Regions from separate parts of the Homo sapiens genome. Here regions 2 and 3 are each linked to region 1. The links are chromatin contacts, found by Hi-C or POLR2A ChIA-PET in ENCODE. All regions are on one chromosome and are shown on one strand. The core of a region is the stretch at or near the end of the contact, and the rest is flanking DNA. Distances in the headings are between cores, read along the strand shown. Region 1 overlaps BMPER (BMP binding endothelial regulator). Region 2 overlaps BMPER (BMP binding endothelial regulator). Region 3 overlaps BMPER (BMP binding endothelial regulator).

Region 1 (3,930 bases), core at 417-2,916:
TGGAGATTAGGACATGGACATCTTGGGGCCAGGGGATGCATTATTCTGCCTACCCTAATTATTATTAAATAAATGACATTTAATTTCTCTGTGTAGTCCCAAATGTCATATTTCAGGCCTAATGTGACTACAACACACCTCACCAAAAAAGCTAGTGTTTCTAATGCTTTCCTAAGGAAAAGATAGCCAAGAAGCTCGATTTAAATCCTGGTCTTATGGCTTGCGATCTGAGTAAGTTCACATCCACTTATTTTTTCTTCTTCCTGCACCCATGTCTAGTTAGAAGGTGAAATTCAAACCAGACAATCCAATGTTTTCGTCTTATTCGCCCTCTCCTTTTGTCATAGGCAAATTATAAGCGCTGATGGACAGCTTCAGGAGCAACTTTCGGTGTTAATGAAGTAAGAAAACTGTCTTTGTTGCCAACAGGTCTTTTCAGGGGCGCTATGCCAGTCTTGCTGGCCAGCACCAACCCCTTAAGTTGAAGTTCCCACTAAGCTGTGGGACTTGGCCAGGCACCCTCTGGCCCAGGCTACAGAGCCCTGCAGGGACATCAATGTCCTCTCATGGTCAGCTAGATGACTCCCAAAGAGTTTAACCATGTTTGCTATATTTCAAGATTCTTACAGAAAAATGCCTCAACCGGTCTCGGTGGAGGGGTTACAGAGCAGGCACTGTGAGGCCTCAGCCTGTGAATAGCACAGCTAGATGCCTTCTTTCTACAGCTGCACAAGTGAGCAGGTCCAGCCTGGCTATAGAGACAGTGTTAAACTTCAACTGCATACAGCGGCAGAGCCAAAGATCATAATTTCATAAAGCAAATATTAGATTATTAAATAAATACATGATGGAAATGTCTTTACCATAGTTCCACTAATCCCTTTTTTGTTTGTTTGTTTTTAAGAGACAACTTGTCTCTCTCACCCAGGCTAGAGTGCAGTGGCGCAATAATAGTTCACTGTGACCTCAAACTCTCAGCCTCAAGCAATCTTCGTGCCTCAGCCTCCCAAAGCACAATTACAGGTGTGAGCCCCACTGCCCAGCCACTAAACTCCATTTGAAAAGGGGATTTGGTTATTGTGTTTGCTTAAGTCTCATTTTTAAAGGTAAAATTGGCCTCATCTTCCCCTTGGAGTCCTTGATCTTAGCTCTTCCTGCCACTTAGCTGAATGGCAGTTTTCCTTGTTTGTTTGTTCATGTGTTTGTTTTCTTTTACGTTTTTTCTTTGAAAAAGAAAGAAATTCTTCTCCTTCCACCAACTCAGGCTTTCCACTCAGGCAGACACACAAATCACTGATGAAAGACTGCGATATTGTTTGAGGCAAATTCCAACTGGTTCTGGGTGTCCACAGCTATTTTACTTTCCTCTTTGTCTATTTTAGAATGAGGAAGATAAGCCCACCCTATAGGCCCAAGCTCAGATGAGATCTCTAAACAAATGCCCTGGGAACCGAGAGGAGAGGCAAAGCTCTGGAAGTCTGAGTAGATTTGCACCCCTAGATTGTGTGGTGTGTGGAAGCAGGTGCTGAATGATAGCTGGACTCAGTGATCTGCCCCCAGCAAGGTCTTTCCCCTTCCAGGGCTAACTGAGCTGAAACTGGAGGAGAGGCGGGGCCTGCTGATAAGGGCCCTGACAGCCAGCTCCTGCCATGCCTCTGAGCCTGGGTGTTCCCTCTCTGAAACGATCAATAAATAAACAAGTAAATCCACAGGAGAACACCTCCTAATATTTCAGATTCCTGGAGACCTTGCAGACCACCCTGGTAGGATGTTTCTCAACTGCTGCCCAGAAACAAACAAACAAAAAAAAGTGAAAGGAAGAAAATGAGCCCTTTTCCTTTTCTTGCCATTTTTATCAAAGTTCAAACTTTCATCATCACGGAAGTAGTCAAAGCTGTTACAAGCCTACTGCTGACACATCAAACGCTTTATCTACAGCCTGGCCCGCTTCCAGGCAGATGAAAAGAACAATCATTTAGAACTCACACCTCCTATGAGTTATGAGCCATTCCTAAAAGGAAGGAAATAACACCATTATGCAGGAGAAAGGGCATTTTTTCATGTTCCCCAGGCTATCTACATCACAACAACATTGGATAGGCACTAAGAAGAAAGCCGAACGGAGGCCTTTGACTGCTCAAGACTTCTACAAATACGGAACTGCAGAGACAGAAACCCAAGACATCACCAATGAACTGTTTTCCTAAAACTTTCTGTTGACCTTTAAGTTCTGGCTACCTAAAATAGTTTATATTGTTTTATTTTGTTCCCACAATGCTTCATATGGGTTTATCGTTTGTCCCAAAGTAGGTTGAAGGTTCACAGAGGGCAGAAGCCATATTCATTAATATTTCTTCTGTCTTCCACAGTGCCTAGCCACACAGTGAGGCCAGAGTAACATCAGAAGTGTTTGGTTTTCAGTTAAACACCTTCTTGTTGGGTTGTCAGTTAAAGCTGAAAATAACTCAAAAATGTTTGTGCTCCATTGAGGTTTCTTGAGGTACAAAAAATATCTGTTATCTTGACATGAATGACTCTTAATTAAGATATACCTGAATCTCTCTCACTGTATTGACAAAATTATACTTAGAAGTCTTTGAGGTTTTCCTTAGTATGCCTGAGCACACTACGGAAAAATAAGATTACATTTAAACTTCATTTTCATTTCTAAATAGCAATTGAAGTCACGGCATCCTTTTTGTTCACCCTTTCAATATACATTTGAGTTTCTGTATGTCAGACACTATGGTCTTTAAATGAAATAAATCCAAAATATCTATTTGGTATCCATTGTTATGTGCAGTTCTCTAATTTGTATCAGGTGGCAATTTCCTAAAATTTTAACAAAATCTAAAATGTTGTAAGTACAATGTCATGAAGTTCTATAGTAAACACTCCGTGGCCTCCATCAAGGAACACTGCGCAGAGAGACTAGAGGTTTCCGGCACTATTCATTCAAACTCATGATGCTCCTGGGTATTGGTCTTGTCAAACAATTTTAAGTTTGTGTTTTGAGACAGGCTGCAACCCAATCTTGGCAAGCTCTTGGGACTATCCTAATCTAGGCCATATATGATCAAAGAAAAACAAGTGTACAGTCTGTTGGCACCAGCTGTGGTGGGGGGTCCCAGCATGAGCCAAAGCTAGTGTTCTGACATGTCTGGGCAGGTCCAGTGAAAGGGAGAGGTTCACTCATCGGCTTCTCCTGAGAGAAAATCCACCCTGAGGGAGGAAGAGATGAACAACAAGAGAATCACCTACTGACTGAGCCTGACAGAAGGAACATGCTATCACCAACATAACTTGGCATCTGTCACTCACATCATCCCAAGTTCAGTACCACAGATGCCTGTATTCTCCTAGAGGAGAAAGAATACTGAAAGTAAAAGCACAAAAGAATTGTTTAACTAAAATCTTTGTGAGATTCAAGTATAGGCCCTACTGATTTAGGTGTCCTATAATTGAGTAGAACACAGAAAAAGGAAAGTGATATTGGCCCTTGCCACTTCAGTGGAGACTTCCATACTGCTTTGTCATCTGAGGCCTCCAGGACACTAGCTGAAATGTGCAAAGATGGTGGAAGTAGTGGCTGTGCCAGGCTGAGAACCAAAGTGCTTGGAAAAATGGTGGCAACATCAAACAGAGGGCACAACAGCAGACAGACATGGCAGAAGAGGGAATCTTTTCCGGCTCAGGAAAGTGGTATTTCCTCTATCATGAACTCCGACTTTCTAGGAAGGCTCTCCATCTTCCTACTGAAAGATGATCTATGTCAGCAATGCTCAGCATTTGGCAGTATAGCACAAATCCACAAGGCATATTCTCTGACAAATTGATTCATGTATTGGCCAAGCAGAAAGAAGAAGTGTTTGGCCAATAAGTTATATTAAATTGAAGTTCTCCTGGAATAATATTAGGCCAGGTTCAGAA
Region 2 (3,930 bases), core at 684-3,183, 49 kb after region 1:
TGGGTATATACCCAAAGGACTATAAATCATGCTGCTATAAAGACACATGCACACGTATGTTTATTGCGGCATTATTCACAATAGCAAAGACTTGGAACCAACCCAAATGTCCAACAATGATAGACTGGTTTAAGAAAATGTGGCACATATACACCATGGAATACTATGCAGCCATAAAAAATGATGAGTTCATGTCCTTTGTAGGGACATGGATGAAATTGGAAATCATCATTCTCAGTAAACTATCGCGAGAACAAAAAACCAAACACCGCATATTCTCACTCATAGGTGGGAACTGAACAATGAGATCACATGGACACAGAAAGGGGAATATCACACTCTGGGGACTGTTGTGGGGTGGGGGGAGGGGGGAGGGATAGCATCGGGAGATATACGTAATGCTAGATGACGAGTTAGTGGGTACAGCGCACCAGCATGGCACATGTATACATATGTGACTAACCTGCACAATGTGCACGTGTACCCTAAAACTTAAAGTATAATTAAAAAAATAATTAAAAAAAAATAAAAATACCAAACACTTCACTGCATTTTTCCTAGACCTTGGTCAAATTATTTTACTTAATGATAGAAGTTTGAGATAAACACACAGTTTGGTTATAAATGAAATCTTGCTTCAATCTCTGAAAATTTCTGTGTTGGAAAAAAAAATTCTCTTACAATCTGATGTTTTTCTGGGCATATGTTCTGTCCATTCAGTTAGTGGGCTTAGTTATTAAAGACAGCTGTGTCTATTGTTTATGAATATTATGGATGCTGAAAACCTAATAACAAAATCCAAAATTCTCAAGAGTCCCCTCCCTCTCCTGTTGTTGAACTTGACACTGAAAAGAAATGCATTTCCCATCAATGTCAAAAAAGAGTCACTCCTAGCATTTGCCAATCACATTCATCACCCCAACTGGTGGGGAAAAGATCCCTAAAGTCAACACAGCCCTATAATCCAATATGTGAAAGGACACTAAACACTTGTTTAATAAAATGACAGCATGAAAAAAATTAAGATATATATCAGTATGAATAATGTAGTGAGAGTAATTTTTCATATTCGTTTTGAAATTAAAAAGTAACTTTTCTATTATTAAATGTTAGTTCTTAAAATATGACCAAAAGATACTCCTTCATAATGAGTAACTGCTTTTGTTAACGCTTGACTACATTACACATTTATATCTAATCAAGTCAGAAATGAAACTGGTACCTCCTCCTTTTGCCTAAAGAGAATGGCATGGATAAACTATAGTTTTCCTTTTTATTCATTATGAATATCAAGTTTTTTTCTGCTGTTTAATTCTAGCAATAGTCAGAGGTTTAAGAAGTCCTCACATAGTTTTGTAATTTAACATCTGGAACATAATGTGGTTAATCATGATCACATTGTCTGACTCTGTGTATCACAGAGAACAGAAGAGAGGCACAAGAGGAAAAAAAAAAAGTAGTAGGATTCTGTGATAGACATGTTTGACACTGGAGCTGACTCCTGGTCACTTATACCTGCCATGGGGCCCCTTATATGGAAGGTGCACCCAGATCAAGGAGGCCGTGTCCTCTCCAAACAACAAAGTCTGCTCAGTATTTCAAGTTGGCTCTTCTAAACCACAGCTCGAGATCTTAGGTGGATTTCAGAAGGATGAGTCACTGCGTATGACTCAGTGTAGGCTCAGAGATGGGCTTGAGAAGGGAATGTTGGATGGTGCAGAGGAAGTACTCTTCTCCTTGTGTGTTTGTGGTTCAGCATCCTCCAATCTTCAGAGAGGATTGTGGCTCCCTGAGATGCAAACACATCGCGGCTCACACACCAAACAAGTGGTACCATTTAAAATTCCACTCTGAGGGAATGGTGGTAATTGAAGCCATTCACAGGCCCACAGGAGCACTGCCACCCTCCAAATCGAACATTTGAATGACATTTAAAAGGTGCCAGAATGTGTAATCAATTCATTCAAAAGATATTTCCTGAATATCTAGTGTGTGCAAAATTCTGGGATAGTTATTTGAGGAGAGACCAAGATAGCAATGAAAATGACTCATGGTACTTTACTAATACCAGGCTATCGTGCAGAGCGCCTGATGGGAATGGAAGAGGGGAAGCTCAAGTAGGACCAGGGACAGGGAAGTGGAAGCAGGCGGGGAAGGAGATGGAACAGAAGGGCACAGGAGGGGAGGGGAGCCACGAAGCACAAACAAACAAAGGAGCAGGGAAAGCCGCAGGCCCAGAGGTACCAAACTGGTTTTTTAAATGAAGTTATCTGGCTAATAATGGACAAAAAGATCAGAAAGTTCTGGAAATGTCCTAAAGTACTCTGAGACTAATATTTTATCCTATTTTGTTGACTAAAAAGGATATTTCTTTTATTTTCATTAATGAATATTTCCATTCTCGTCCTCCCACAACACAGAATGATACATTCTTAGACTTGCTGTCCCCTGAGCTCACCCCCCGTTCCATCCTCTTCACACAGCTACTCTTAAGTCTCCTTACCAGCTTTTTGCAATGGTTGTGGTTGGAGCCTCTTCCTCTACAGATTTATCATGAATCTTTCATGTAACCATGCTCATTAAAACCATGAATATTTTCCTACTGCCTTCAAGATGGGCATCAAGACCAAAGTAGGAAGGTAGAAAAGTTCTAGATTGTATAACTCATTTTCAAGAACATGGATACTCAAATCAACAGCTATAAGACTAGTTATTTAGCCAAATATTCACTGTTTCCTATGTGTAAGACACTGTACTCAAGCTGTGAGGTACATTATCCCTGTCTACTAGGACTTTAAAATTTGAAACCCAGAACAACATCCTAGGAAAAGTAGAAAGAGATGGGCAGAGGAGCCCAAATGAGAACCAGACTTGGAGAGTAGGGGGATTCTGGATAGTTCTCTTTCTGAGCCAAGAAGGAAAGAGAGAAGACTAGGGAGGTTAGGAGGCTGCAGAGCCATGAGTATGAGAGGAAGCACTATAGAAACTCAAAAGAATGAGTCATATCAATATGGGAGCAGGTACAGAAGGTCGCAATCTCAAAACGAAGGAGTTAGAGATGGAAAAGAAGGAGTTTAAATAATGAAAAGTCTTGGACAAAATAAATGTGGGAACTGACAATGCTGACTCACTTTTCTATTTTTTAATATATTTGGATCAAGATTTGAGGGGTAAAGATTGGAAGAAGACATGGGATTTTAGCAAACTATGCAATTATCTACCATGCCATATGCATACTAAGGTCAAATGGCACACAAAGCAGTTTCAGTGTTTTTAAACGCATCTTAACATATCTAGCCGAGGATTAAGATCCTTCATACACATATAAACTTCAATAATACTTTAACTACCCAATAGAAACATTAGAAATAAAAACACAGACAATTTACAGAAAAAAAAAAACACAAATGGCTGATAAACATATGGAAAATGCTCAGTTTCAGAAGCCAAATGCCATGAAAACAAGATTTCCAAATGGAAAATAGTTATGGTGCAGGAAATATGTAGTATACACCTATATACTGATTATTGGAGTGGGAATTAAGACATTGATTTGAAGTACTTCAGCAACACACACACACCCCTTAAGATATTTGATTCGTTGACCCACTAATTATAGAACTTAGCCAAAGAAATAATCAGAGAAACAAAAAAGATTAATTTTCAAAGATATCTGTCACATTATTCAAAATAGTAAAAACTGAAAATGTTAATTTTTAACAACTGAAAATGATGAAATTATGGTTTTATGGAAATATTATGTAGCTTTTAAAAGTATTCTCAACTTTTTCATGAAATGGAGACATATTCACAATATAATGTTAAATGAAAATAACAAGGATATAAAACTACCTACAGAATTATAGGTACATATGGAGGGAAAAAAGTTAGAAGGAAATATATCAAATCATATTAACAGTAGTTATCCTC
Region 3 (3,930 bases), core at 868-3,367, 33 kb before region 1:
ACACTCAAATCCTCTCAAATGCAGAGGTTCATAGAGACCCTGTCAAAAGACTGATCAATGCTGTCCTAGGAGTCTGGGAACACCTATCTATAAGCTAATTATAAACAATAATATATGATTCTCTTATTTAATGTGTTTCTATTTCATCTCCCCAACTACATTAAATGTTTCTGAGCTCAGGGTCTGTATCAACTTTTCATTCATGTCCTCCAGAGCACCTTCCAGAATGCTAAAAGCTCACTGAATGTTAATATGCAGTTCATACAGAAGATGCATTTTTGCCACTCTCACTATCCAAGAACCGACCTTAAAACATCTTCTTCCCTACTTAAACCAGAAGTTTTTATTTATCAATTGAGAGAACTGTATATCTAAGCTAAAGAGATGGGTTTCACAACTCCAAGTTAACCTGGCTTCCAGCTTTAAAGCCTCCTTGGAGCTTGGCAGTCATTGAGCATATTATTGCTTTGAAGAGTCTTGTGTTTGAATCCTGATTTTGCCACTTAAGGCTTATAAAATCATGCACAAACTACCTACATAACCTCAATTTGTTTGCCTATAACATGACTCTAAGAACAATTACCTTGCCGGGTGATTATAAAGATAGCATTGCAAAGCTGCCTAGAACATAAGAGATACTCAGAGTAGTCATTATTCATTTGCTTATTATAAATGTTATGCAAGTCTAGCAAATAGTTATCTAGTGCTGGCTAAAATGGGGTTGAGTAAGACTGTAATGAACTTAGAAAGTATAGATTTGTTGAAAAGACAATGTAAATTGAGGTAGTCTATAAAAGACATAAAATACAGATTTGGGGCTAGAATGAAGTAAGCCTTCTAGGCCAAAAGAAGAATGTAAATAAAGTCATGGACATAGATAAGAGGGCAGCTTATACAAGAAGAGCAGGAGGCCAATCGCACCAGAGTGCAGAGCTGCTTCGGGAGATACAAGACACCCAAGTTGTCTAAATAAATTGGCCTGAGATTTACTGCCAGCCTGAGAAGTTTAAATGTATTCCAAACAACCAGCATTTCTTGATGTGTTTCCTGTGAAACATCAATCCTGCCTGTTGCTCTGCCAAAATAAGTAGAAATTAAAAAAAAAAAAAAAAAAAAGCTCTGCCGCTCAAATTAGTTTGGGAGGCACTCTATACTCCAACCTCTTTCACCATGCACGTCAGCATATTAAGGGCTCTGAGAATTCTGCAGTAAGAAAACACATTTAAGTTTACTTGACCCAGCATTTCCTGAGTGTATTTAATCACAGAACCTTGTTTTGAAAATATTACTCATCATTATCCCTCAGCACTAGTGTTTTATAAAACAAACTCTGGGAAACCGCAAGGGAAGGAAGCTGGTGTAGGTTTCTGTGAAAGCTAAGTTTGGGTTCTGACAGGGGTGTGCAAAAAGGGGTGAAGGAGAAGAGAGATGGAGATTACATGCAAGCAATAGGATGAGTGTCCGGCTGCCATGGGAATGGCAAGGAAAGTATTTATTTGAAAAACATCACAAAAAGACAATCAAGCAAACCTGATGATTGATTAGCAACATGGGGGAGAAATGCCAAAAGTATGAGAAATAACATTAAGGCTCAAATCTTGTGCAGCTGGGATATGGGGGTGCCAGAATTCAGTCAACAAACAGGGATTGGAAACAGCCATTAGCCCCTCCATCCAACTCCCAGCTCAAATAATTGGGGGAATCAAAGGTAGAAACTATTAACAAAATTCAAATGCAATACTTTGAAAGAACATGTTCTCCAAGAAGCTGAGATCTACTACATTAGCATCTTGTTAAGAAGTGATATGTTAAGGACCTCAAAGCTTAAACAAATCTGAAACCAGAGTGAGAAAGTACAGAAAGGGCACCATGAAAGTGGAGCTGTGGGTTTACAAGATGAAAAAGCAAAAAGTAAAACAACAGATACTTGCACTAAAGAAGGATATGGAAAGTCAGAGAAGAGGGGTGTAGCAATGAATGAGGGCAGAGAGTACTAACGCGGAAGGGAACAGAGATAAGAAGAAAGAATGACAGCATTCATGAATATGAATTTCACATCAAAGGGCCATGCAAAGCACAGCTAATGAGTCATCTCTCCATACTCCCAGCAAAGGTTACAACTGAAGTATTGTAACCTAAGAGACTGAAGAGGTTAAAGTGACCTCATAAATGTAGGTACATTTTTAAAAAGTAAGTAAATACAACTGCTTGTAAGTAGAAGCCACTAGTCATGTATAAAAGAAAGTAACTGGCAAACCTCATATCTGTTTGGAAGTGAACCTCCAAAATGAATACAAATGTAGTCAATAGAGAACAGAGAATAGTGCATAAAAGTTTGGGCTTTGGAGTCTCGTAGGCCAGTGTATTAGCTGACCACAAACTATTTAATTTCTTTCACCCTCAGGCTAATGACAGCTTCTAATTCATAGGAACATGGTAAGGATTAAATGGCAAAATGGAGAGCATTTATCACAATACCTGACTGATATGGACTAATGTTCAATAAGTCGCTGTTAGTTATAGGAGCAATTGCAGAGGCAGCAGAAGTAGCAATTTTTGTTGCTTTTATTTTGCTCATAGGAGATGTGACCTCCAAAGAGGAATAAATCTGCCTCAGCTCTGCATATAGTAATGTATAATTAGTTATACAGTACTTCCCACCAAGTGTATTTTTTAAGTTTCACAGCTTGGGGTTTCTATTGTTCATTTGTTTTGTCGTTTAGCTGTATTTTAGGTGTATCATTACCAAGGAGTTTCCGTCACACATACCCTCAGTCAAAACTGGATACTTGCAATTTTCCTGAGATTCAACATGGCAGCCTTGGCTACATTGTACCAGATGTCTAATAATGAATTCGCATATCTTTTTCTATATAAAATGCATTCTTTTGAAATTAAGCAAGAAACTAGCTTTTAATTGAACTATGTCATAATGCTACACCTATATTAAAAATAGCTTTCCCAAGCAAAAATCCAGGGAGGCCTGTAGAATGAATACTGGATTAGGAGATTTTTAAAAATATGCAAGTCCTCATCCCAGCTCATTCAGTTAGTACTGCTGTGAGTCTCAGTTTCCTCACCTGTGAAGTGAGAGGTCTAACCTCATATTAAGGTCCCTTCACTTACAAATTTCCTGATGCTAAAATGGTGATGAGCTCCAAAGGCAGGGCAACTCTGCTCTTACCCATTCCTGGTGGAAATTATATACAGAGTTATTTCAAGTTCAAAACTATGTGTACTTAAAAAGAAAATTTGGGGAGATCTTCACTTGACCCCAGTAACTTGAATTACCACGAGAAAAAAAAACTGGAAAAACTAGTAGACATGGAAAACAAACAAAATGGAAAACCAAGCCAGTTTGTCAGTGAGCTCAGAGCATACCAACCACCACTTCTCTGTACTTGAGCAGAAAGACGGAGATGCCACAGTAGAAGAAAGCCTGGGGACTTGAGTCTCCATTTCCAACCAGGTGTGGTTGGAGGGACAACACTGTTAATTGGAAATTCCTCTTAAGGTCCTTCGCCAGTCTCCAATGCTTACAAGTTGTAAAGCCCTCCAGACCTTCTCTTCCCCTTCTTAACTTCAACTGGTTATCAAACTGTACAAAATGACAAGGAAGCTAAGGGAAGTAATTCCAGACCAAGCTTTCGGGCCAGCTACCTGGTTGGAATTCAGGCTCCACAACTATCTTGAGCGTCCTTCTTAACCTCTAAGCCTCAGTTCCCTCAACTGTAAAATGGAGCTAACAGCACTATTTGACCACAAGACGGCTGTGATAATCAAATGAAACCAAATGAGACTGCCCAAGATAGTGTTTAGAGACGGCAGATGCCAAATAAATATTAGCTGCTGCTGCTGCTGGTGGGTACTACTGTTGTTATTATTGCTATTATTGTTATCTGTGGATGATGATGGTGGTGATTGTTAATT

Evidence for each region. Hi-C counts contacts between places; a loop is a spot of excess contacts on that map. ChIA-PET counts read pairs that join two places held with the same protein, here RNA polymerase II (POLR2A). Pooled maps may share reads with other maps.
Region 2: a map of Calu3 shows a loop between it and region 1 (4-fold over the local background). The contact joins two enhancer-like sites. A Hi-C loop is called at or near these places in 2 of 168 maps with a recorded cell type or tissue (A673 and Calu3) and 2 of 50 pooled maps. POLR2A ChIA-PET finds 5 or more read pairs at or near these places in 2 of 52 experiments (AG04450 and HCT116).
Region 3: a map of endothelial cell of umbilical vein shows a loop between it and region 1 (6-fold over the local background). The contact joins two enhancer-like sites. A Hi-C loop is called at or near these places in 3 of 168 maps with a recorded cell type or tissue (A673, Calu3 and endothelial cell of umbilical vein) and 1 of 50 pooled maps. POLR2A ChIA-PET finds 5 or more read pairs at or near these places in 4 of 52 experiments (AG04450, BJ, activated CD4-positive, alpha-beta T cell and 1 more).

The regions. Positions count from the first base shown.
Region 1 is chr7:34,034,172-34,038,101 of GRCh38, reverse strand. The region is part of intron 6 of BMPER (BMP binding endothelial regulator); the gene reads right to left. Among named protein-coding and RNA genes, the nearest start is that of BMPER, 130 kb to the right of the region's middle. RefSeq lists an enhancer at 2,504-3,703. Within about 2 kb of position 1,666, at least 11 of the 41 ENCODE cell types and tissues checked have a DNase peak (open chromatin) inside an H3K27ac peak, as active enhancers do; they include A673 and HCT116, where a contact is called at or near this core.
Region 2 is chr7:33,985,202-33,989,131 of GRCh38, reverse strand. All of the region lies in intron 6 of BMPER (BMP binding endothelial regulator), which reads right to left. Among named protein-coding and RNA genes, the nearest start is that of BMPER, 82 kb to the right of the region's middle. Within about 2 kb of position 1,933, at least 5 of the 41 ENCODE cell types and tissues checked have a DNase peak (open chromatin) inside an H3K27ac peak, as active enhancers do; they include A673 and HCT116, where a contact is called at or near this core.
Region 3 is chr7:34,068,003-34,071,932 of GRCh38, reverse strand. All of the region lies in intron 11 of BMPER (BMP binding endothelial regulator), which reads right to left. Among named protein-coding and RNA genes, the nearest start is that of BMPER, 160 kb to the right of the region's middle. Within about 2 kb of position 2,117, at least 3 of the 41 ENCODE cell types and tissues checked have a DNase peak (open chromatin) inside an H3K27ac peak, as active enhancers do; they include A673, where a contact is called at or near this core.